Linked DNA regions of Homo sapiens: all the other regions are linked to region 1. A link is an interaction called in ENCODE POLR2A ChIA-PET data of the cell type or tissue named here. Cell type or tissue: GM12878. All regions are shown on one strand. Links, peaks and the distances in the headings refer to the core of each region. The heading gives the core; the rest is flanking DNA.

Region 1 (5,842 bases), core at 378-5,377:
CTAGAATGGAAGCAGAGTGGGGAGGTAGAAAGGGACAGGGCAGGAAAGATCCTACGTGGCTAGTCTTGTCGTAAACTAATAAGAGCTGTCTGGGCTTTCCAGGCATCTAGAGCTTATTCTTTCTCTTTTGGGACAATATTATGGTTTCTTCAGACTCATCTTTGGAAATCTTACAATGGCAGTTCCCATGCTGTAAGTAAATGCATCTCCTAGGGCTGGTCACTTACAATTCCTCTTTCACTGCCTTGGAATCTAATAGTACATCTCCAACACTTGTTTGTGGTTGGGTTTTTTTCTCCAAGCAGCCCTCCTGGGCAGGATCTAAGAAAACCTCAAGCTTGCTTGCTTTCTCTGTGAGTGCTACCTCAGGCCCGTGGGAAGCACTCATAAGCATCATTTGCCCCAACATAGCACCATCTCTTCTCCCTGCCATTAGAACAGCTAGCCGGCCAAGGGCAGACTCTAGTCCACTGTGATCCACCTTCTAAGTGCTCCCCAGTAAAGCCCCTTTCCCTACACTGGTCAGGAGGGGCAAGCATCCCCCACTGCTTCTGTACGATGGGGAAAAACTCATAGGGCACATCTCTCTAAACAAATTTTCTCTCCAATTTCTTACGCACCTTGGTCTCATTAATCTCTTTTATAAGCTGGAGGTGTTTAATCAACCAAGGGACATAAAATTCATTCTTGGCCATGCTATAAGTCCTGGCCAATCGTCTCACTCCTCACTTGGTGAGAATCATTTGCTCTAATTGCATTGGGAAGACAAAAATTTAGGACAAAATAGGATGTTTTAAAATCCTGTGTACCCAATGCAGTAAACTGACAAACAAGCAGAAGAGAAAGTCAAGCCAGGAGATGTAGTAGAAGCTAATGGGTGCTCAATTATGTCAAATGTTTCTAAAAGGAGGAACACATTGAAGACAAAGAAATGCTCACTGGATTTGAAGCCTTGTGCAATTCCATTTCAATGTAGTGTTGGGAATAAAAGGTAGATGTAAATGTTAGTTACTTCCCAGACTCTATTCACCCCTTTTTCCTTGCAAAAAGAACCCCTACTGCCAGCTCCAGTGTAAATCCTGACTGGTTTAAACCAAGACACCATGATCTACTTTTCTTTGCCAATGGCTATGTGATACCATTATTCTGGCCAACAAGATGTGAGGGGATGTCTGTTGAAGGATTTCTGTGGAGGCCTCTTTTTTTTTTTTTTTTTTTTTGAGACAGTCTCACTCCGTTGCCCAGGCTAAAGTGCAATGGCGTGATCTTGGCTTACCATAGCCTCCGCCTCCTGGGTTCAAGCGATTCTCCTGCCTCAGCCTCCTGAGTAGCTGGGATTATAGGCATGCACCACGATGCCCAGCTAATTTTTGTATTTTTAGTGGAGACAGGGTTTCTCTGTGTTGGCCAGGCTGGTCTTGAACTCCTGACCTCAGGTGATCCACCCACCTCAGCCTCCCAAAGTGCTGCGATTACAGGAGTGAGCCACCGCGCCTGGCCGGAGGTATCATTTTGTCTTAAAAAGAGACACAAGAAGATCTCTGCCCTTCTCCCATTAGCTATTGTCATTTCTGCCTGTGACCCCTAGTTCTGTGGAAACCACCTTGGCACAAGCCTGAGGATAAAGCCAACCCCCTAGAGGAGGGCGGAGTCAAGGGAATTGCCAGAGCCCCTGTCTGGAGCCTGCTCCACCTGTGGAGTTCTTGTCACTTGAGCCAATGAATTCCCCATCTTACTCTACACAGTTGATTCAGAGTTCTCTATTATTTAATACCAAAAGCATCCCACAGAAAAAGAGTAGGCCGAAGGGAGGTAAAGAATTGCAGGCAGAGTAACTCTTCTGAGTTGGTTTTCTGGAAAGAGGGACAGAGACATGGTCTGTCAGCTGGAGGGATACGAGGGATCTAGTGAAGGCTTTTCTAAACATGAGAGATATAGTAGCCAGTTTTTAAGGAGGTGGGAAGGATTCCATAGAAATAGGAGATGGCACAGCCACAGGAACAAGCATCCTCTTGCCACTCACTGAAAGTGCAAAGCCTTTCCTGGAGTCTTCTTTTTTGTGTTTTTTTAATTTTTGTTTTTGTGTGGTTTTGTTTGTTTGTTTGTTTGTTTGTTTGAGATGGAGTCTCACTCATCACCCAGGCTGGAGTGCAATAGCAAGATCTTGGCTTACTACAACTTCCGCCTTCCAGGTTCAAGCAATTCTGCCTCAGCCTCCCGAGTAGCTGGGATTACAGGGGCCAACCAGCATGCCTGACTAATTTTTGTATTTTTAGCAGAGACAGGTTTCACGATGTTGGCCAGTTGAACTCCTGGCCTCAAGTGATCCACCCACCTCAGCCTCTCAAAGTGCTGGGATTATAGGCATGAACCACCGCACCCCCGGCCATCCTTTCCTGGAGTGTTCTGCACTGATCTTGCTGATGCCCCTACATGGAAGAGCTGCCAGTTTTCACACTATTGTGACTATAACTGGTTGCATGGCTCCCTCCCCAGTGAACTGTTGATGGAATCCCTCCAGCCATCTTTGAGCTCTTTCTTTGTCCGGAGAAGAGGCTGATCCCTCCAGGGCTGATCTACATCTCCAGGATAACCTCTGCTCCAGAGGGGCTGACGGGAGCCCAGCTTTTTATTCTCTCGAGGTTCTTCCCAAGAAAAGCCCAATCTTATAAACTGTTACTTCCCCTAACAAAGAAATACAGATTATCCAAGAATCTAGCTTGCAGTTACTTGGTTTGTCTTCCAAGCTGGACCTACCCCTAAGCCCCACCTCATCAGGGGGTGTAGACCAGCTCAACCTAATGAAGTTTGTTGTTACTTAACCCTCCCCTTAACATTCGACTTCCCAATTATAATTGCACAAAAAAATATATACACCTATGCCTGTTGCAGTATTAACCCCTCTCCCCCAAAGGTGGGGAGCTTGGCTTCCCAGTCAGCTGCTCTCTCACTTTCCTAGTCACTTGAATTCATATGCAAATTAACTCAAGGTACAAGGTCTCTCCCCAGGGGAACAGAAACATTCAGTCTCAGCTGGGGTATGAGCTATATCAGGCCACATATTTACTGAACATCTAAATAATGATCTAAAAGGGCATTGCTGTGAAGCATTTCCAGTAGAAATATGACAACAATGCAAAGGACCAAATCGAGAACAACGTTGATTTGCCTTTCTATTGCTTCCTGTCCAGAGTAACGATTTGTTCCATATTTCACTTCCCCTCCTCATTTACCAGTACAAGAAGATATTTAACCTAAAATGTTTAGCACCCATGCCATGAGGTACAATTATCTACACTCAAATAGAAACACCCGGTAAAAGCCAGTCAACTGAGTTTCATTTCCTTACAAAATTTCAACAATTCGTTAACTAAAACATTACATTGACCAAAATATTTTAAACATCTAAAACTGGCTCCCCCTGTTGGTTAAATTCAAATGGATGTACCAAGTCTTGTTTCATGACATTGAAATGGAGCGGGACCCCTTGCAGAGGACTGTGGGCCCCTCAAGCATGGACATGAAGAAAAACCTTGAGTTTCTTCAAGGGAAATTCCAGGCACCTAGCTAACCCTGAAAAGTAAATGAGCAAATTGATAAGCAAGAAGGTAACGGTAGCTTAAAACAATAACCAAGGAAGTTAGAGTCGCAAGAATGTTTGGCTTCCGACAGAAACATCTTAACATATGTCCCTGAATTTTTCCAGAAACCTGGACCCCCACCAAAGGGATCCACTGGCATGTGAACCTCAGACAAGGGGGAAACGAGGACTGAACTCCAACACCCCTTCTTTGTTCTAAATTTCTTCCTCAGGGTCCTGGCAGAGGTCACACCCACAAGCCAGTGCTAATGGTCTTTTCTGCTGATGCCAAGTTTTTAGCACCTCCTTAATGTATATGGTTTGGATCTGCATCTCCACCAAATCGCATGTGGAATTGTAATCCCTGGTGTTGGAGGTGGGGCCTGGTAGGAGATGATTAGATCATGGGGTGGAGTTCTCATGAATGGGTTAGCAACATCCCCTTGGTGCTGTTCTTGTCACAGTGAGTGAGTGGGTTGTCATGAGATCTCATTTAGAAGTGTGTAGCTCCTCCCCGCCCCCTCTCTGGCTCCTGCTCTGGCCATGTAAGATGTGCCTGCTTGATGCTGGGCGCAGTGGCTCATGTTTGTAATCCCAGCACTTTGGGAGGCCGAGGCGGTCAGATCACCCGAGGTCGGGAGTTCGAGACCAGCCTGACCAACATGGAGAAACCCCATTTCTACTGAAAATACACAAATTAGCTGGGCATGGTGGCGTATGCCTGTAATCCCAGCTACTTGGGAGGCTGAGGCAGGAGAATCACTTGAACCTGGGAGGCGGAGGTTGTGATGAGCTGAGATCACACCATTGCACTCCAGCCTGGGTGACAAGAGTGAAATTCCGTCTAAAAAAAAAAAAAAAAAAAAAAAAAAATGTACCTGTTTCCCTTTGAACTTCCACCATGATTGTAAGTTTCCTGAGGCCTTCCTAACCATGCCTCCTGTACAGCCCATGGAACCATGAGCCAATGAAACCTCTTTTCTTATAAATTACCCAATATCAGGTATTTCTTTATAGCAGTGCAAGAACAGACTATTACATTAACCAATCACAAATCAGGAAATCTTTGAATTGACCTGTGACCTGTAAGATATCCTTCTCTTTCAGGCCTAGACAATGTATAGCCTCCATGTATTGATATATGAATGTGCCTGTAACCTCTGTCTCCCTGCCTTTAACCTTTACCTATAAGCCATCTGGGGGGTTGGGTCTGGAGCATGAGCTACTCACTTCTCCTTGCCCGGCACCCTGCAAATAAACTCCTTTTCTCCCACTGCATACCTCAGTGTGGATGTTTTGGCCTTACTATGTCAAGCAAGCAGACCCCAGTTTGGTTCGATAACAACATTTTCTACTAATGTAGTTTTGGCTAAAATTCAGACTGCGTAAGTAAAAAGAAATGAACAACATGGTCACTTAAAAAAACCTCTGCACTGGCTCACGCCTGTAACCCCAGCACTTTGGGAGGCCGAGGCGGGTGAATCACGAAGTCAGGAAATTGAGACCATCCTGGCAAACACAGTGAAACCCTGTCTCTGCTAAAAATACAAAAAATTAGCCGGGCATGGTGGCGGGCGCCTGTAGTCCCAGCTACTCGGGAGGCTGAGGCGGGAGAATGGCGTGAACCCAGGAGGCGGAGCTCACAGTGAGCCAAGATTGCACTACGGCACTCCAGCCTGGGCGACAGAGCAAGACTCCATTTAAAAAAAAAAAAAAATCTCTGCACTTACCTGGAAACATTAGAAATGAGATTTTTTTTTTCACTTCACTTAAGGCAGTAATTCAAACTACTGAATCATGTGTGAAAATGTTAATAATTTTATGTTAAAACGTATTTTTATTTTCATTTATTTATTTATTTTTAGAGACAAGATTTCACTGTTACCCAGGCTGTGCCACTCATAGCTCACTACAGCCTTGAAATCCTGTGCTCAAGTGATCCTCCCACCTCAGCCTCCTGAGTAGCTAGGACAGGGTCTCCCTGTGTTGCCCAGGCTGGTCTTGAATTCCTGGCCTCAAGCAATTCTCCAGCCTCAGGCTCTCCATTAGTTGAGTTTACAAGCTATTCAAGCATTTTGCATTTGATCTGAGCCAAAGGCCAAGAAGTGATATTAAAGCATTTTCATACTCATTTTATTTTCCAGGCATAGTATATTAAAGACTGCACCTGAACCTACTTCACACTTTAAGATTTAGCTGCCTCAGCCCTATGCACCCGCGTCTTAGCAAGCATGACTGTAGCCACCATAGCCACCAGTTACC
Region 2 (5,842 bases), core at 512-5,511, 59 kb before region 1:
TGAGCAATTTTATTTATTTTTAAAATGCATGTAACTGAACCATGCTCTGAAAACATTTCTGGAATTTTGGAAACTTATATGGTACCTAAAATATAGCAAGAATGCATGAATTAAAAGTAGGTGGGGGACCGGGGGTGGGGGCTTATGCTTGTAATCCCAGCACTTTGGAAGGCCAAGGCGGGTGCATCACTTGAGGTCAAGACCAGTCTGGCCAACATGGTGAAACTCCATCTCTACAACAATACAAAAACTAGCCAGTCATGTCTAATCTCTTGAACCCAGGAGGCAGAGGTTGCAGTGAGCTGAGATTGTGCCACTGCACTCCAGTTTGGGCAACAGGGCAAGACCCCATCTCAAAAAAAAAAGAAAGAAAGAAAGGAAACTCTAACCCCGCAGTGTGACTCTATTTGGAAATAGGGGTTTTAGGAGGTAATTAAGAAAAATGAGGTCATAGGGCTGAGGTCCTAATCGGATAGGATTGATGTTCTTATAAGAAGAGGAACAGAGACCAGAATTCTCTTGCACGTGCTGCCCCGTGTGAGGACTCAGCGAGAAGGTGGCCATCTGCAAGCCAGGAAGGGGACTTCACCAGAACCCACCCATGCTAGCACTCCAATCTCGGACTTTCAGGATCCAGAACTGTGAGAAAATACATGTATGTTGGTTAATCCATCCAGTCGATGGTGTTTTGTTATGGCAACCCAAGCTGAATAAGGCACATTTTGGTACTGAGAAGTGGGGCGCTGCTGTCACAAATACTGAAAAAATGTGAAAACAGCTTTGGAACTGAGTCATGAGTGGAGGTTAGAGGAGTTTTGAGGTAAAAGCTAGAAAAAGTCTAGATTGCCACAAATAGGATGTTGGCAGAAATATGGGCATTAAAGATCATTCTGGTGAAGTCTCCAATGGAAATGAGGAACACGTATTGGAAACTGGAGGGAAAGTGATCCTTGTTATAAAGTGGCAAAGAAAGGACTAAACTGTGTTCTGCTGTTTTGCAAGAGGTGGAACTTGCAAACAATGAAATTGGATATTTAGCTGCGGATACGTCTGAGCAAAGCATGGAAGAAGCAGCTTTGTTCCTCCTACTGCATGTAGTAAAATGCAAGGGGAGAGGGGTGAATTAGAAAAAGAATGTTTAGGCAAAAGGGAACCAAAAATTAAAGAGTTGGAAAATTCTCAGCCTACCCATTCTGAGAAAAATGAGGGAGCATGTTCTGAAGAGAACGCCAAAAATGTGGCTGGACTATCATTTAATAAAATGCTTATGGAATTATAGGAACAGAAAGAAACACTGCCAGTTTGAACTGAAGGGGAAGAGACAAGACAATTGAAGGAAGGCTGTCAGACTTCTTGGATTTGACGGTAAAAAACAATGAGGTACTCAGCTGTGAACATGCATTTTTTTTTTTTTTTTTTTGAGACAGAGTCTCACTCTGTCACCTAGGCTGGAGTACAGTGGTGCCATCTCGGCTCACTGCAACCTCTGCCTCCCAAGTTCAAGTGATTCTCCTGCCTTAGCCTCTGGAGTAGCTGGGATTATAGGCACTCGCCACCACGCCTGGCTAATTTTTGTATTTTTAGTAGAGATGGGGGGTTTCGCCATGTTGGCCAGGCTGGTCTCAAACTCCTGACGTCAGGTGATCCACCTACCTCGGCCTCCCAAAGTACTGGGATTACAGGCGTGAGACACTGCACCCAGCCCTCACTATTCTTCCAGAAGAGGGAAAAATTACCCTAAGGGTGATTCAGAGATAATCAGGACCACTGCCTCGGTTCAAGAAGCCAGACAGCCTCCATCAGACACCTGGGAGTCGGGGGAGGGGTTGTTGGGAGGACTCACACCTCCAGCCATGGAGGTGACACTGCCACCTCAGTGGGCCAGAAGGGAAGACAATCAAACCAAAAAGGATTATTCTGAAGCCTTGAAATCTAATGGAATTTATCTCACTAGATTTTGGACTTTCTTGGGACACATCACTTCTTCCTTCTTTCTGTTCTTTTTTTGTCTGTGTTTTTTTTTTTTTTTTTTTTTTTTGAGATGGAGTCTCACTCTGTCTCCCAGGCTGGAGTGCAGTGGCACAATCTTGGCTCACTGCAAACTCCACCTCCCGGGTTCACGCCATTCTCCTCCAGCCTCCCAAGTAGCTGGAACTACAGGCTCCTGCCACCACGCCTGGCTAATTTTTTGTATTTTTAGTAGAGACGGGGTTTCACCATGTTAGCCAGGATGGTCTCAATCTCCTGACCTTGTGATCTGCCCGCCTCTGCCTCCCAAAGTGCTGGGATTACAGGCGTGAGCCACCGTGCCCAGCCCCATCTTTCATATTTCTCCCTTTTGGAATGGGAATGTCTATCCCACACTTGTCCCATTATTGTATTTTGGAAGCATACATCTTGTCTTGTTCCACAGGTTCACAGCTGGTGAGGAATTTTGCTTTAGGATGAATTATACATAAAGTCTCACCCATATGTGATTTAGATGATATTCAGACCATAATCTGGACTTCAGAGTTGATGCCGGAATAAATTAAGACTTGGGAAGCTGTTGGGATATAATGAATGTATTTTGCATATAAGAAGGACACGAATTTGGGGGCCAAGTATGGAATGTCATGGATTGAATTGTGTCCCCCACAAAATTCATATGTTGAAACCCTAACCCCTAATGTGAATGTATTAGGAGATAAGATTTTTAGGAAGTAATTAAAGTGAAATGAGATCATAAGGGTGGATCTCAATTTGATAGGATTCGTGTCCTTATAAGAACAGAAAGAGAGATTCCACACCCACCTCACCACTCCTGCTCACGCACCGAGGAAAGGCCATGTGAGGACACAGTGAGAAGGTGGCCGTCTGCAAGCCAGGAAGGGAGCCCTCACCAGAAACCAGATCATGCTAGCAACTTGATGCTAGACTTCCAGACTCTATAGAAGTGTGAGGAAATAAACATTTCTGTTGTTTAAGCCACATAGTCCATAGTATTTTGTTATGGCAGCCCAAGCTGACTAATACTGGCAGTCTGTATCCACCCCAGACCCTTGTAGTTCACAAACTAGCAAGGGCATTGATGCCCAAATAACAGTCTACGAGGGGCCATAAGAGACCTACAAAGTGCTGTGGAGGCCAAGAATGGCTACTCATAGAGAAGGAAAATTCTGAAATGTGAAGATTATGGATAGGATTTCTAGGTAACAAGCACAGTGAGTAAAGCCATAAAGATGCAAGGGCATGAGGCATGAAGAGAAACTAGCAGACATGTGATTCAGTTGAAGCTCAGGGGACAGGAGAGGGATGAAACAATGGTCTGGAAAGATAACCTGGATCCTGCTTGTGGAGGGCACTGAAGGCAGGATAGGGAGTTAGGTTTTCACTCAGTGAGCAATGGTGAGCCGTTGAAGGTTGATGAGCAAAGGCAGGACTCAAAGAGAACATTTTAAGCACATGTGTTCTCACTTTTGTTTGCAGGTGATGGGTGCCACTAGAGTCAAGTATCAGATGAACCCATAAAGAGCTGGGAGGCTTGTGACAATGTCAAAGCCTTTTCTCAGAAAATGTACTAATTGAGGCAGTAGCCACACCGCTAGGGAACATCTCCAAACATTAGTCACTGGACTTTCTAAGCTACAGACACATGAACAGGTTAGGGAGCCGTTATCTCCCAGCCAAGTCACTGAAATGCAAAGGCCCTGGGTGGAGCTCTGGTGATGTAATTCCAAACGCTCGGACTTCCATCTCAACACGGAGGGGATTACACCTCTAAGTCCTGCCCCTCCTCTCTATCCCACACTTCCTATTTATCTCTGGAAATCAATCATCAGTTCTTTCCTTCCTTCCTTCTTTCCTTCCTTCCTTCCTTCCCTCTTTCTTTCTTCTTTCTTTCTCTCTTTTTCTTTGTTTCTTCCTTTCTTCCTTTCTTTCTCTTCCTTCTTTTCCTGGCCTCAAGTGACCCTCTTCCCTCAGGCTCCCCAGTAGCTAGGACTATAGGCACCCACACCCAACTTTTTTTTTTTTTAATTTTTGTAGAGACAAGGTCCCACTCTGTTGCCCAGGCTGGTGGTGAACTCTGGGGCTCAAGAGATCCTCCTTCCTCAGCTTCCCAAAGTGCCAAGATTACAGGCATGAGCCTCCGTGCCTGGCCACTCATCCATTTCTTTACCCCTTTTCCTAATCTGCAAAACAAAGGTAACTGTTTATGGCTTCCCAGAAACATTCAAAAGTCAAAAGACTTCCAGAGAGAGAACGAGAGAGAGACAGAGATACAGAAAATCACTAGACACTTGACTTGCTGACTTTTTGGACCTTTTGTTTTAGTCAAGGTGATCGTCCCCCCTCTGTCCTTCCGCCTCCGTCCTTCCCCCTCTGTCCTTGTTGTTTTAATCAATGGTAACCCTCCTAACCTTTCCTTCCCTCCCCTCTTCTCTTTTCCCTCAGCTGGCCTCTTTCTCCTCACAAGAATATGGTAATAAGAAAGAAAGAACGAAGGTGAATTCCGGGGCCTCTGTAAAGTGAAGAAATCCCCGCCCAGAGCTGGGGGAGCCGTGATGATATCAGAGCAGGTGACCAATTTACAGACCAGTTTCCTCAGCCACAAACCCTCTTGACCAGCAGCACAGAGCTGTCTGCAGAACCGTAATCACCAGCCTTTAAAAGTACTTTACTTTTAAAGTACTTTAAAAGTACTTTACTTTTAAAGTACTTTGTACTTTTAAAGTACTTTAAAAGTACTTTAAAAGACATTACTTTAAAAGTAATGTCATATAGGGCTTGCCTCGCTGCCTCCTGATTTTATAAAGAATCTGCTCTCAGAGACAGCCTATGATTTCTTCTCAGCTCAGCATATCTTCCCTGGAGGAGTTGGAAGATCACTCTCTAAGCCTCCCTTTGTTGGAGTGTCCAGAGCAAGGCTGCCCAATAGAAATGTAATGTGAGTCATCTATAGCATTTTACAGTTTCTAGTCACCACATTTTTTGTTTGTTTGTTTGTTTTTTGAGACAGAGTCTCACTCTGTTGCCCAGGCTGGAGTGCAGCGGCACGACCACAGCTCATTTCAGTCTCCATCTCCAGGGCTCAAGTGATCCTCCTGTCTCAGCCTCCCAAGTGGCTCGGACTAGAGGCATGAACCACCATGTCTGGCTAATTTTGCAATGTTTGTAGAAATGGGGTTTCACCATGTTGCCCAGGCTGGTCTCAAACTCCTGGGCTCAGGCGATCCACCCACCTCGGTCTCCCAAAGTGAGGGATTACAGGCATGAGCCCCACCATGCCCGGCCCCATTTTTAAAAAGTAAAAAGAAAAAAATAAAAGTCAACTTTAATAACATATCTTATTTAACCCAAAATATACCTGAAATATCATTTCAACACGTAAGAAATATTTTAAAATGACTAATGCGATAACTTACATTCTTTTTCTCATACTGTGTCTTCAAAGACCATCATATATATGTATGTATATATGTATATATGTATGTATGTATGTATATATGTATGCATATATATACATATATATATATATATATTTTTTTTTTTTGAGACAGAGTCTCTCTCTGTTGCCCAGGCTGGAGTGCAGTGGCACAATATCGGCTCACTGCAGCCTCAGCCTCCCGGATTCAAGCGATTCTCCTGCCTCAGCCTCTTGAGTAGCTGGGACTACAGGCTCATGCCACCACGCCTGGCTAATTTTTGTATTTTTAGTAGAGACGGGGTTTTACTATGTTGGTCAGGCTGGTCTCAAACTCCTGACCTTGTGATCTGCCCGCCTCAGCCTCCCAAAGTGCTGGGATTACAGGCGTGAGCCAACGTGCCCAGCCTTATGCGTATTTTATACTTAAAGCATCTC
Region 3 (5,842 bases), core at 611-5,610, 51 kb before region 1:
CCCCAAAATAGAGCCTGACCCAGCAAGCTTGTCTCCCACAACAGTCATGAAAATATCCACAGGCCCAAGAATCTCCCAGCATGAAGTCAGGCCATGCCACAAACACTGCCTGGCCACACGCCTCTCCATTCTCCACCAGGCTTCCTCACCTCAGGTCTCTGCCAAACATCGCCTTCTCAGAGAGGCTCTCCCCGACACTCCCCCTAATCTAAAATCGCCACTCCCTCACCTCTTCGCTTCCTTTATTTTTCTTCATAGCTCTGCACATCCTGAAATTAGATTACCTATCTATTTGTTAATTATTGTCACCCCACTAGAATGCCAGCTGAGTGAGGGTGTGCCATGCTCAGCACTGTATCTAGGGGCCAGAGCAGTGCCACCACCAAGTAGGGACGGTCCCTAGGGAAAGTGAGTGAATGAATGAATCAACCAACTTGTCCTTCCTAGTCCCTTTGCACTTGCTTTTGACAGGAATCTGTACCTCCAAGAATTATCAAATATATCTGGAGGATGAGGCCCTCCACCGCCACTAGGGAACTCCTATCACACTCCCGAGTCCAGGGCCTAGAGCTTGAAGAGGACACTCGAACATTCAACGTACCTGCACTACTTCAATGAGCTCTACAAGCTCCTGTAGTTCCTAAACTTCACCAACTCAGAATATTTCACCCAGCCCGACTCCATTATAGCTGACCCCTTCCCTAGAACTCCACACCTCTGAACTCCCTGCCTCCTGTAACCCTAATTCTAACCCTATAAACAAATACCCACACCTATCACTCCCACTATCTCACTCCTACACCGGCTCCACCTGTCTGCCCCCTGTTCTGTCCTTCCTCTTATTTCTTCACCATTCCCCGTTTATACCAGGAACGAACTCCCCTGTTTCACTGAGATATTCTGTGTGGCGGTGGCTTTAACATCAGTTGCAAAATGAGTTAAATTCTACTTAAGAATACAATGTCCATATGTATACAATCAGTTTAAAAGTTTTTTAAACTAGTCAGCATGTACTACACAATGAACACTATTGTTAAGAAAGGATTATTGGATATAAACACAATGAAGTCAATCAAAGGGGGTTCCATTGCAAAGAAAGCAGGGAGTCAGCAGATGCAAGTGTGACCTAGCATGACATGGCATCTCTCTCTATGGTCCCCAGCACTTCTTAGTTCAAGGCACCAAAACCTGAGCCAATACTAACCAAGGGAAGCACTTAAACATTCAGCTCTGCCCTGTTTCTGAGCTCAAGCTGTCCCCTAAGTTTTATCATATGGATCCTGTCTCAATACTGGAGTCCTGCTTACATCCTTGGCCTCAGATACTCCAGCCTCAAGAGGTGGATCTCAAAATGTGTTCCCTGAACCAGCTGCATCAGAACCTTGGGTTGCTTATTCAGAATACAGAATCCTGTACCCCACCTACCTTAGACTTACTAAAGCCAAATCTCTAGCAGTAGGGCTGGAGGTATGTATTTAATTAGGTGTCCCTGGCTCCGACTCATAATTCCTTTGCAAAGCAAACTTTGAGAACCTCTGCCCTAGAAAGAGGTCACCCCTACTTCCTCCTGAGAAGGAGACTGAATGAAGATCAAGGTCATGGAAACAATTGGCCATAGTGCTAGGGAAGATATGTTTCGGAAAGTCCTCCCTCACTATGGATCCTTCCTTTCATCTTCTAAGACACAGCCTTCCTAGAATTCCATGAGGCCTATGGCTGCCTCCCGAATCAGGTGGCAATCCCATTCCGTTTGCCAGCTTTGCTCCAAACTGACAGAGGAGCTGGAAGCCTACAGCTGCCCCGATCTGACTCTAAGCATCAGCAGGCCTCAGAATAACTCCCTTCTGTGGGCCAGGCACGGTGGCCCATGCCTATAATCCCAGCACTTTGGGATGCCGAGGCTGGCAGATCTCGAGGTCAGGAGTTCAAGACCAGCCTGGCCAACACAGTGAAACCCCATTTCTACTAAAAATACAAAAAATTAGCTCGGTGTGGTGGCGGGTGCCTGTAATCTCAGCTTCTCGGGAGGCTGAGGCAGGAGAATTGCTTGAACCCGGGAGGCAGAGGTTGCAGTGAGACAAGGTCGCACTACTGCACTCCAGCCTGGGTGACAGTGTGAGACTCCATCTCAAAAAAAAAAAACAAAAAAACAACTCCCTTCTGCCAAGCTTCTTGCCCTAGTTCACCACTCCTCAAGGACACTGCCCACGGCCCCTGTGGAGAAGAAAACTCTGGCCATGTTCCTAGGGAAGCAGAATCCCTCCAAGTCCCACCAGACCATTGCTGATGCCTCAGCTTGCCATGAAATTCTGCCATCCAAGTTTATGACAGAAAGAAGGACTTGTTCTGTCTGCAAGATCAGACAAGAAAGAACATCAATTACAACATATACTTGTGGTCAGGCTTTAGTGACGATACAGTCACAAAGATACAATGGACAGTTTTTGTTTTGTCTGCCCAACTTACTCCTGTCTCTTTTAGCAGGAGTACTCAGATCTTCCGTTGGGAAACACCCCACCGTCCAAGCCCAAGCCACAATGATTGGTTCAGGGATGGGAATAGGAAGAAGCCAATTCAATTGGAGCCAATTCCAGAACTTTCTTTGGAATTACTGAGAAAGAGAAGCTGTCTCTTCCCACTAGAATTGCTGAGCTGGTGGACATGAAAGTTTGGAGATGCTGGCTACCTGCTTGTCCTCATGTGTGAATACATTCCCTGAGAGAGAAACCCACACAGAGGAAAGCGGGACTAAGAAGGAGAGAGAAACTGAGTCATGGTAACATTACTTTGGGCACAAGGACCCAACTATACCTGAAACCATTACCCCAGACTTTTTTTAATTCCATGAGCAAATAAATTATTTTTTCCCCTTTATGCTTGGACCAGTTTGAGCTGAATGTCTGTCACTCGCAGGGCGGAGTGATACAATTGGACAAAAGAAATCCCAGCGATTCTCTGAATTGGAACTCCAGGCCCGTTTTTGTTTGTTTGTTTGCTTGTTGGTTTGTTTTGAGACAAGATCTCTCTGTTGCCCAGGCTGGCCTCAATCTCCTGGCCTCAAGCAATCCTCCCACCTCAGCCTCCGAAGTAGCTGAGACTGCAGGCACACGCCACCACACCCGGCCCCATTGATGATTACCCTAAGCTCTCCTACCTGAGAGTTTAACTTACAAAACATGGTGATTATTCTTTACCTTTGTCTGCTTTTGTTTTTACACATCTTCCACCTCCTTCCTGAAGATGAAACCTGGCTTCCCCTAACAAAACCCCACTTCCCTCACAAACCAACGAGGTCGGCTCAGATTCTCACTTCCCCTCTGGGCCTGGAGCAGGGTCCGCATTTGCGCTCGCCGTCCACCACCACATCCCGACCAGGCTATTGCCCGGAGGCTCCACATGACCCTCTTTTTCCACTTTCCACTCCCACCTCCAGGACTCTGTGGCTTCCCTGTGACCATGTCATTGTCCAGAAGTTAGGGATCAGCCTCTGCTTAAAGATTTTTTCTGAGCCTTCCCTGGTTCTAACCACTTAGAAACTTGCAAGCTGGCACTGGCCCCAGTCTTTACCCCAAGGTATTCAAATGCTAAGGCTCCTCCAGTCATAAAAGGTATCCCTTGTGACAGGCAAAGATGATCCTATGTGCGTTCTAGGCTGCTCCCTCCGCCAGCTGCCACAGAGGAATCTGGACTGCCAGGCCTGTCCCTTGGGCTTTCATGATACAGAATCCAGAGGGAAAGGGACAGAAGACAGGAGCTCCTCCAGCTGGGGATGGGGAGCAGTTATGAATCTAGACGTGAAGGAGGAGCTGCCACAGTTGGGCTACACGCAGGAGTGCACAGGCCAGGCTTGACTTGAGCTAAAATCCAGCGCCCCCTACACCTGCCAAGCCTTGTGCACTAACGTGGATTGCAACCCCCAGAAAGGGGCCCCCATTTCTAACTGGTCCTCCCAGGTAACTTATTTACATTCAGAGGAAGGGGCTGAGTGTGGTGGCACATGCTTGTAGTCCCAGCTACTTGGGAGGCCAAGGCAGGAGGCTCACTTGGGGCCACGAGTTCAAGTCCAGCCTGGGCAACATAGCAAGCCTCTAAAAAACACAAAACAACAAAAACAAACAAACAAAAAAACCAAAGGAAGGCACCCTAAAAGCCAGCAGTGGTCTCTATCAGAGATGTGGATAAGAGAGGGGAACATATTTTAATAATAGCTGTGGCTCTATCTCCAAGGTGTTCAAGAATTGCAAGTCCAGAACTTGAGATGTTTTGTTTATGAGCTTTGCTCTAAAACGGGATAGCCTGGGCAGGAGAAGGGTTGATAAGGTCAGACCACTTTCTCTTTCTCTTTCCAATCTTGAGGCTCAGAGCTGGTCCTCAGCAAAGAGTGGAGTCAGTTTGCTTTGTGTTCCAGCCCTCCTAACCTCACTTCCCCCTACCCTTCCCTGCTGGGCAGCGCTGCCTCTCCCTCATGCTCTCTGTGGTCCGGCTGCCCTGCAGGCCCTCAGAGAGGATGTGAATGTTGCTGGAGGCCTTCTCCCCAACCACACTGCCTATACCTTAATTCCAACCCTCATCTCCTCTCACTGAAATTTCTTGCAACTTACCTAAGGGTCTGCCTAGATTGATGGGACCCTCCATACCCACAGTGCAAAGGATTATTTTAAGGGAGATCTTGGATCACATCTCTTTCCTACTTAAAGACTCTTCCACGGCTTCCCACTATCTGTAAGTCATGTTTCAAACTCCACAGCTTCACCCAACAAAACCTTTCCCGGTCTGACCATGCCTGTCTCTCAGCCTTATTGGCCTGTGCATGTCCTTTATTTCAACCTACTCTTCTACCTGTGGTTACACTGCGTGGCACCTTCCCGGATGTGCTTCTCTTTGCCTGGAATGCTCCTCTCTTCTCCTTTCTCCCCTCTGGCCCCTTCTGGCCAATGCCTACTCATCCTTCAAAACTCCGTTCAGATATCACCTCTGCCAGGAAGCCTTCTCAGACTGCTCTTTCTTCCGTCTGATTTAATGCCCTTCTGTAAGCTCCTATAGCTCCCATGTAGCAAACCTCTCACAGCCCCTGTCCCCAGCTCCACCATAACCCCTGTGCAGAGCTGCATCATAGCACTTATCACCCTGTACAGTAAACATCAATTTACTTATCTCTCTGTCCTAACTAGATGATGATTTCCAGGTCAAGCAGGAACCATAATTTATTCATCTTTGTAAACTCTGTGCCTGCCACAGAGTAGGCACTTAATAAATTTGTGTCAAATGGATGGATACATGGATGGATGGATGGATGGATGGATGGATGGATGGATGGATGGATGGACAGATGGATGGAAATTCACTAAGTCCACTCAGCACTGTAGTTCTGAAAGTTTAACATTTTGCATTCCTTCCCCTCCAGGTATTTGCACATTAAGAGAGATAATACTGGCTGGGTGAGGTGGCTCAAGCCTGTAATCCCAGCACTTTGGGAGGCTGAGGCGGGCAGATCACCTGAGGTCAGGAGTTCAAGACCAGCCTGGCCAACATGGCGAAACCCCATCTCTACTAATAATACAAAAACTATCTTGTTGTGTTGACCTGTAATCCCAGCTACTCTGGAGGCTGAGGCAGGAGAATAGCTTGAACCTAGAAGATGGAGGTTGCAGTGAGCTGAGATCGCACCACTGCACTCCAGCCTGGGCGACAGAGCGAAACTCCATTTCAAAAAAAAAAAAAAGAGAGAGAGAGAGATAATACTATGCAGTGCTCCTTAACTGAAGGCCTGCTAATCATCGGTGGTACACTGGAGGAGCATGGGAGGAGTGAGGATTTTCATAGCAGTTACTAAGAATTCTCT
Region 4 (5,842 bases), core at 222-5,221, 67 kb before region 1:
CTGTGAGTCTCTGTCCATGACAACAGAAATTCATGTGTGTACATAGTATATCATAGTAGGTGCCTGGCACTTCATCAGGCACCTATAAAATGAAGCAATTATTAGTATTAGCCTGTGAAATATTTCCTCCTTTCTTGGCCCACACCATTTCCAAGAGCCAGGATTGGGCTTCTTAGTGTCGCCTGGAAGGAGACCAAGTAATTTCTGTTGGAGTCTTGGGCAGTTTTTTGTTTGTTTGTTTGTTTGTTTGGTTTTTGTTTTGAGATGGAGTCTCACTCTGTCACGAGGCTGGAGTGCAGTGGTGCGATCTCGGCTCACTGTAACTTCCGCCTCCTAGGTTCAATCGATTCCCTTCTGAGTAGCTGGGACTACAGGCGCACGCCACCAGGCCCAGCTAATTTTTCTATTTTTAGTAGAGACGGGGTTTCACCATGTTGGCCAGCATGGTCTCGATCTCCTGACCCCGTGATCCGCCTGCCTCAGCCTCCCAAAGTGCTGGGATTACAGGCGTGAGCCACCGCGCCTGGCTTCTTGAGCAGTTTTTGAGAAGTCCTTACATCCAGCTAGTAATGAACAAGAGTGACACACTCATTAGTGCATTTATTCACATATTCATGTATTCCACCAATATTCATAGCATGCCCGCTATGTCCCAGGCATTGCATAAGCCAAGGAGCCAACCCAGGCCATCAAGTCAGACACTGACCACGTGGCTGTCTCATCTGCATTAGCCTCATGCGCATTCATCCTATTGTAAACAAAGGCAATCCTAGGGAAATAAGCAACACTGGACCTTCACCAATGTCTCCTCTAACTGCCACCATGTCACTGCCCCAGAGGGTTCTGTGGGAGCCCCTCCTGGGCTCTTCTCAGGCCCAGGCCAGATGACCAAGCTCCCACTCCAGCATCCCCCTTTTTCCTCACTTTGGCCACGGGACTTAGCCTGGTTTTCTTCTCCTAAGTTGCTGCTTCTAACCAACTGTTATGTACCGTAGGGATCCTTACATCCCAGACCAAATGCAGGGTGAGAATGGTCTCCCTGACCTCACATCTTCTTGCTGCCTGCAGATAAGCTCCCAATCCCTTACTCTTTCATGAGTTGGTTTTTTTTCCCATGAGTTGTTGTTTGTTTTTTTTCCATAAGTTTTTGGGGTACAGGTGGTATTTGGCTACATTTCATGAGGTGTTTTGTTTTGTTTTGTTTTAAATGGAGTTTCACTCTGTCGCCCAGGCTGGAGCGCAGTGGCGCAATCTCAGCTCACTGCAACCTCCCCCTTCCGGGTTCAAGAGATTCTCCTGCCTCAGCCTCCTGAGTAGCTGGGATTACAGGCGCCCACCACCACACCTGGCTAATTTTTTGTATGTTTAATAGAGACGGGGTTTCATCATGTTGGCCAGGCTGGTCTGGAACTCCTGACATCAGGTGATGCACCCGCCTCAGCCTCCCAAAGTGCTGAGATTACAGGTGTGAGCCACTGTGCCCGGCCTCATGAGTTTTTAATAATAAAAATGAAAGTAACAAACATGGCAAACTTCTCAAACAACATGGCAGTGCCCTGATTGAGAAATCATTCTCCTTCAAGATGGAAAAATTTTGCCAAGTCCTTACAGCCATTGTCCCAGGTCCATAGTTTGGGGCTGGCTTGCTTACCTACGACTCAGAAGCCTGAAGGTCCAGTTAAGGAAAGGGAGACCTTTGGCTTCTCTAGAGCCCCTACTGGGTGGCATTCATTTCAAAGATCCCACCGCATGTGAGAACAGGTCCCTTAGGCCTTTCCTCTTAGATGCTTCTCTTACTTTTACCTTTCCAAAAACTAGTTGGGGAAAATGTGTTTCTCCTCATGATTGGCCAATGCATTACGGCCAGATGATTGCAAAGTTCTTCTAGTGGGCAGATCAATCAGTACCTGCCACACCCAAAGTTTCCTCCTAAAAGAAACTGTCCTGTTTCATGGCATCGCTGATTGGTCTGTAAACCCAAGGCACCCACGCTGTAAACTGGCCAGCAGCTCATGACGTTGCCTGGCCTGGTAGGAAAAGCTCTTCCCAAACAGTGATAGAGCTGATTGGCTTGGTCATCGGATTGTCTCTTCCTGCACCAGGAAATTCTGGGAGAGAAGCAATTGGTGGGTAACAGGAAGACACTAAGGGCAGCTGAGTCACACCAATGGTGAAAATTAAGAAGCGTTTATTACTGGGTGGGGCGGGGAGCACTGAGATAATCTGATTCCTGTTCATTTCAGTCCCACAGAGGTGGTACTGACTTCTGCAGATGTTGTAAAAGGACCAGATAAAATGCCATCACTGGCACACTTTTCTCTACCTATAACCCTGAGTTAATTAAAATAAAGCACTGATTCATTTCATCATTCTAATCATGTATCGTATGAACATGATAAAAAAAACTTTTGGCTGGGCATGGTGGTTCACACCTGTAATCCCAGCACTTTGGGAGGCCAAGGCAGGTGGATCACAAGGTCAGGAGTTCAAGACCAGCCTGACCAACATGGTGAAACCCCGTCTCTACTAAAAATACAAAAATTAGCCAGGCATGGTGGTGCACACCTGTAATCCCAGCTACTCGGGAGTCTGAGGCAGGAGAATCACTTGAACCCGGGAGGCGGAGGTTGCAGTGAGCCGAGATTGCACCACTGCACTCCAGCCTGGGCAACAGAGTGAGACTCTCTAAAAAAAAAACACACACACACACACACACACACACTTTTAAACATGGTCTCTTACAATCCTAACCCGGGGGGGAAAATTTAGGAATACCTTAGGGAAATGTTCTCATAGCTCAATGTCAGCCCCATTTATCCAAGGCACAAACTATCCAAAGTAAAGTAAAAACCACACAACTGATGGGAAGACACGTCCATTCCTGGAAATATGCTGTACTTTGAAAACATCATCTCATCTAACTTCATAATAGCTTTCCCTGGAAGGTGGGGTGTTTATCAGCCTAATTTTACAAATGAAAAATCTGAATCTCAGAAAATTTAAGTAACTGGTCCACAGCCACATAGCAAATAAGTGACTGACCCAGGGTTTAAACCTAGGTCTGCTTGCCCGTGTTCTTTCTACTCTGCCACTCTGCCTTATAAGAGATCATTAGCAATAACTGGACATGTTTCACATCTAATGTGACCCCAACAATATCATGCTGCCATTGAGAAGAACAAGGTAGTTTCCACACGCAGACCTGCGGCAATGCCCAAAATAGAATGTGAAGTAAAACTAGTAAGATGCGAAACAGGATGTATAGTGTGCCTACGTTGTGTTAGAAAAAATGGAAGCCTGAGTGGGAGTGATATGCATATAGAGACTGCTATATGCATGGAATATGAAGAACAGCAGGACACTGCAAACAGGCAGTGTCACTGCTTCCCTTCCGGGGTTCTGAATTTGGAATGGGAGTATGTTTTATCCATTCAAAAGAATAAATAATTTTTTGCCGGGTGCGGTGGCTCATGCCTGTAATCCCAGCACTTTGGGAGGCCGAGGCGGGCGGATCACCTGAGGTCGGGAGTTCGAGACCAGCCTGGCCAACATGGGGAAACCCCCTCTCTACTAAAAATACAAAAAAAATTAGCCGGGCGTGGTGGCACATGCCTGTAATCCCAGCTACTCGGGAGGCTGAGGCAGGAGAATTGCTTGAACCCAGAAGGCAGAGGTTGCGGTGAACCAAGATTGTGCCATTGTACTCCAGCCTGGGCAACAAGAGTGAAACTCCATCTCAAATAAATAAATAAATAAATAATTTTTACAAACCACAAAGTTATTTCAACAACCTATAAACTTCTGTCCCTTATGATGCCGTGAAGCCTGAATATGACCCCAGTTTTCTCTGTCTGAGACTTCATAGCAAGTAACCCAGAGTCAACAGAAATCAGTGGGTTAAATAGATATTTGGAAGCCCACAGCAATCTTCTCTTATTTTCTTAAGAATTGACACTTATAAGGAAACTGAGTACAATCGCTTCAGAAAGAAACTTGCTAATTTCTGCCTAGAAAGTAAAAGATATTTAGGATTTTTTGAGGCAAGGGATTACCGGAATAGGGAAATCAACAACAAATAAAGCTCACTCTGTCTCTGCACCATGTCTGTCCTCTCCCACTGTTCTCATTAAAACTAACATCTCTATGGAAGTTCATCACTTGAGAGAAAATTAAAAATGAGGCAAGGGGTGGGGGGAATGGAGAAAAATAATTTATGCCAAGTGATTCTAAGTATATTAAAGTTGGCTGGGCACGATGGCTCATGCCTGTAATCCCAGCACTTTGGGAGGCTGAGGCAGATGGATCACTTGAGGTCAGGAGTTCAAGAACAACCTGGCCAATATGGTAAAACCCCATCTCTACTAAAAATACAAAAATCATCTGGGCTTGATGGCATGCACCTGTAGTCCCAGCTACTTGGGAGGCTAGGGCAGGAGAATCGCTTAAACCCGGGAGGCAGAGGTTGCAGGGGGCCAAGATGGTGCCATTGCATTCCAGCCTGGGCGTCACAGCGAGACTCTCTCTAAAAAAAAAAACAAAAACAAAAACAAACAAACCAAAAAAAAGGATATTAAAGTTGTAAACATAACAAGACTAAATGAAATTGAATAAGGATATGATCAAGCAAGGGAAAGGCTAAAAATGCACACCAAAGACAAAAGTCTTCCAGGAAATGATCAATAGCTATGACTAAGTACTAGTTTTAAACTTTTGTACATTAAAAAAGCTATATTTTAAAATGATGAGTCAAGTGACTAGCAGGAAAATATCTGAAACATACATTACAAAAGATTATAGTCTTTACTATTTAAAAAGTTTTTATAGCTCTTTTGAAAAGCCACCCAAAACTGAAAGGAGAACAGAAAACAGAAACATAAACACCACCCTCGATGAAACCAGGAGACATCAGTAACCCCAAACCACAGAAGAGCCACTGGCTCCAATTAAGCTTCTGCAAGTTGTACTTATTGTTCTTGGAGTCAGGACCCATGCCTAGGTTCTAGGCACAAAGCTCCCCTGGCTTCATCTTATTAAGGAGTCAATGCCCTATCTCACTCCCTCTGAGAAATTTTCCAAAAGAGCATCTTCTAACTTTCAAGTAAGCACAAGCCCAGCTAGGGGTGTGCGTGTGTGTGTGTGTGTTTGTGTGCGTGTGTGTGTGTGTGTCCATGTCCCAGGTACAGGCCTGGGAGCTAGACCAGGTCTGGCCTCTGGAGAATTACTGCATTCACCTGCTTCAGAGAAGAGCACTGAGCCAGTTTGTTCACACACCTGGAAGAGGTTAGCAGCCTCCAGGACCCGCTGGACATTCTGCTTGGTGATCAGCGCCTTGCTGGTGTACGTGTAGTCCAACAGAGTGTGCATGGTCTCAGCATCAACCCCTTTAATAATGATCCTTTTCTCATACTTTTCCTTTAAATCGTTGCAGAACATGGCCCTGGAAGAGAAATGTGTGAATGTGAATCGTGCCGAGACCCTTGGTTCCAGGCCTAAAGAGATCCCCTTTCAGACTCATCAGGCCCTCACAGAACAGGGGGTTTCCCAAGGTCAGGTCCTGGGCTGGTGGCTCTCTGTTCTCCAGCACCCCCTACGCATTAGACATTTCATCAGTACTTACCGAGCTGAACTGAACTGCCCTGCTCCTCCATGCCCGATTGTGATCTCCAAAGTCAGTCCCAGATCTATTTTATTGGCTTTTATTGGCTCAAAGTGCAGGAGATTCATCTGAGGGCATTGTGGAATCCCCAAGCTTCATCTTTTCTCTTCCACCCAGCACCCAAACAGGGCTTCTGACTCTCACACTAGCTCTCGTTTGGCCTGGAGCCTGGCCCCACATTCTGGC

The links. ChIA-PET counts read pairs that join two places held together with the same protein. Peaks named below come from ENCODE experiments on the same cell type or tissue, not always from the same donor. Only the 100,000 strongest peaks of a DNase experiment are listed, where the experiment ranks them.
Region 2: POLR2A ChIA-PET joins it to region 1 with 15 read pairs; 5 of 35 experiments call an interaction of 5 or more read pairs at or near these places.
Region 3: POLR2A ChIA-PET joins it to region 1 with 16 read pairs; 7 of 35 experiments call an interaction of 5 or more read pairs at or near these places.
Region 4: POLR2A ChIA-PET joins it to region 1 with 12 read pairs; 8 of 35 experiments call an interaction of 5 or more read pairs at or near these places.

Annotation. Positions count from the first base shown.
Region 1 is chr3:183,589,001-183,594,842 of GRCh38, forward strand. No RefSeq gene overlaps it. Among named protein-coding and RNA genes, the nearest start is that of KLHL6, 36 kb to the left of the region's middle. In GM12878, for the core only: a CTCF peak has its summit at 3,424 (motif pointing left); a DNase peak (open chromatin) is centred at 3,171.
Region 2 is chr3:183,529,430-183,535,271 of GRCh38, forward strand. The region is part of intron 1 of KLHL6 (kelch like family member 6); the gene reads right to left. Among named protein-coding and RNA genes, the nearest start is that of KLHL6-AS1, 16 kb to the right of the region's middle. RefSeq lists enhancers at 3,468-3,727, 4,427-4,506. In GM12878, for the core only: no CTCF peak of the experiment used is centred there; no DNase peak of the experiment used is centred there; H3K27ac peaks cover 778 bases.
Region 3 is chr3:183,537,579-183,543,420 of GRCh38, forward strand. The region is part of intron 1 of KLHL6 (kelch like family member 6); the gene reads right to left. Among named protein-coding and RNA genes, the nearest start is that of KLHL6-AS1, 8.2 kb to the right of the region's middle. RefSeq lists an enhancer at 3,401-3,510. In GM12878, for the core only: no CTCF peak of the experiment used is centred there; a DNase peak (open chromatin) is centred at 3,282; H3K4me3 peaks cover 1,012 bases; H3K27ac peaks cover 758 bases.
Region 4 is chr3:183,522,574-183,528,415 of GRCh38, forward strand. KLHL6 (kelch like family member 6) reads right to left here. Exons shown (of 7, transcript NM_130446.4): 2 at 5,272-5,437. Among named protein-coding and RNA genes, the nearest start is that of KLHL6-AS1, 23 kb to the right of the region's middle. In GM12878, for the core only: no CTCF peak of the experiment used is centred there; DNase peaks (open chromatin) are centred at 3,188 and 4,918; H3K4me3 peaks cover 627 bases; H3K27ac peaks cover 2,261 bases.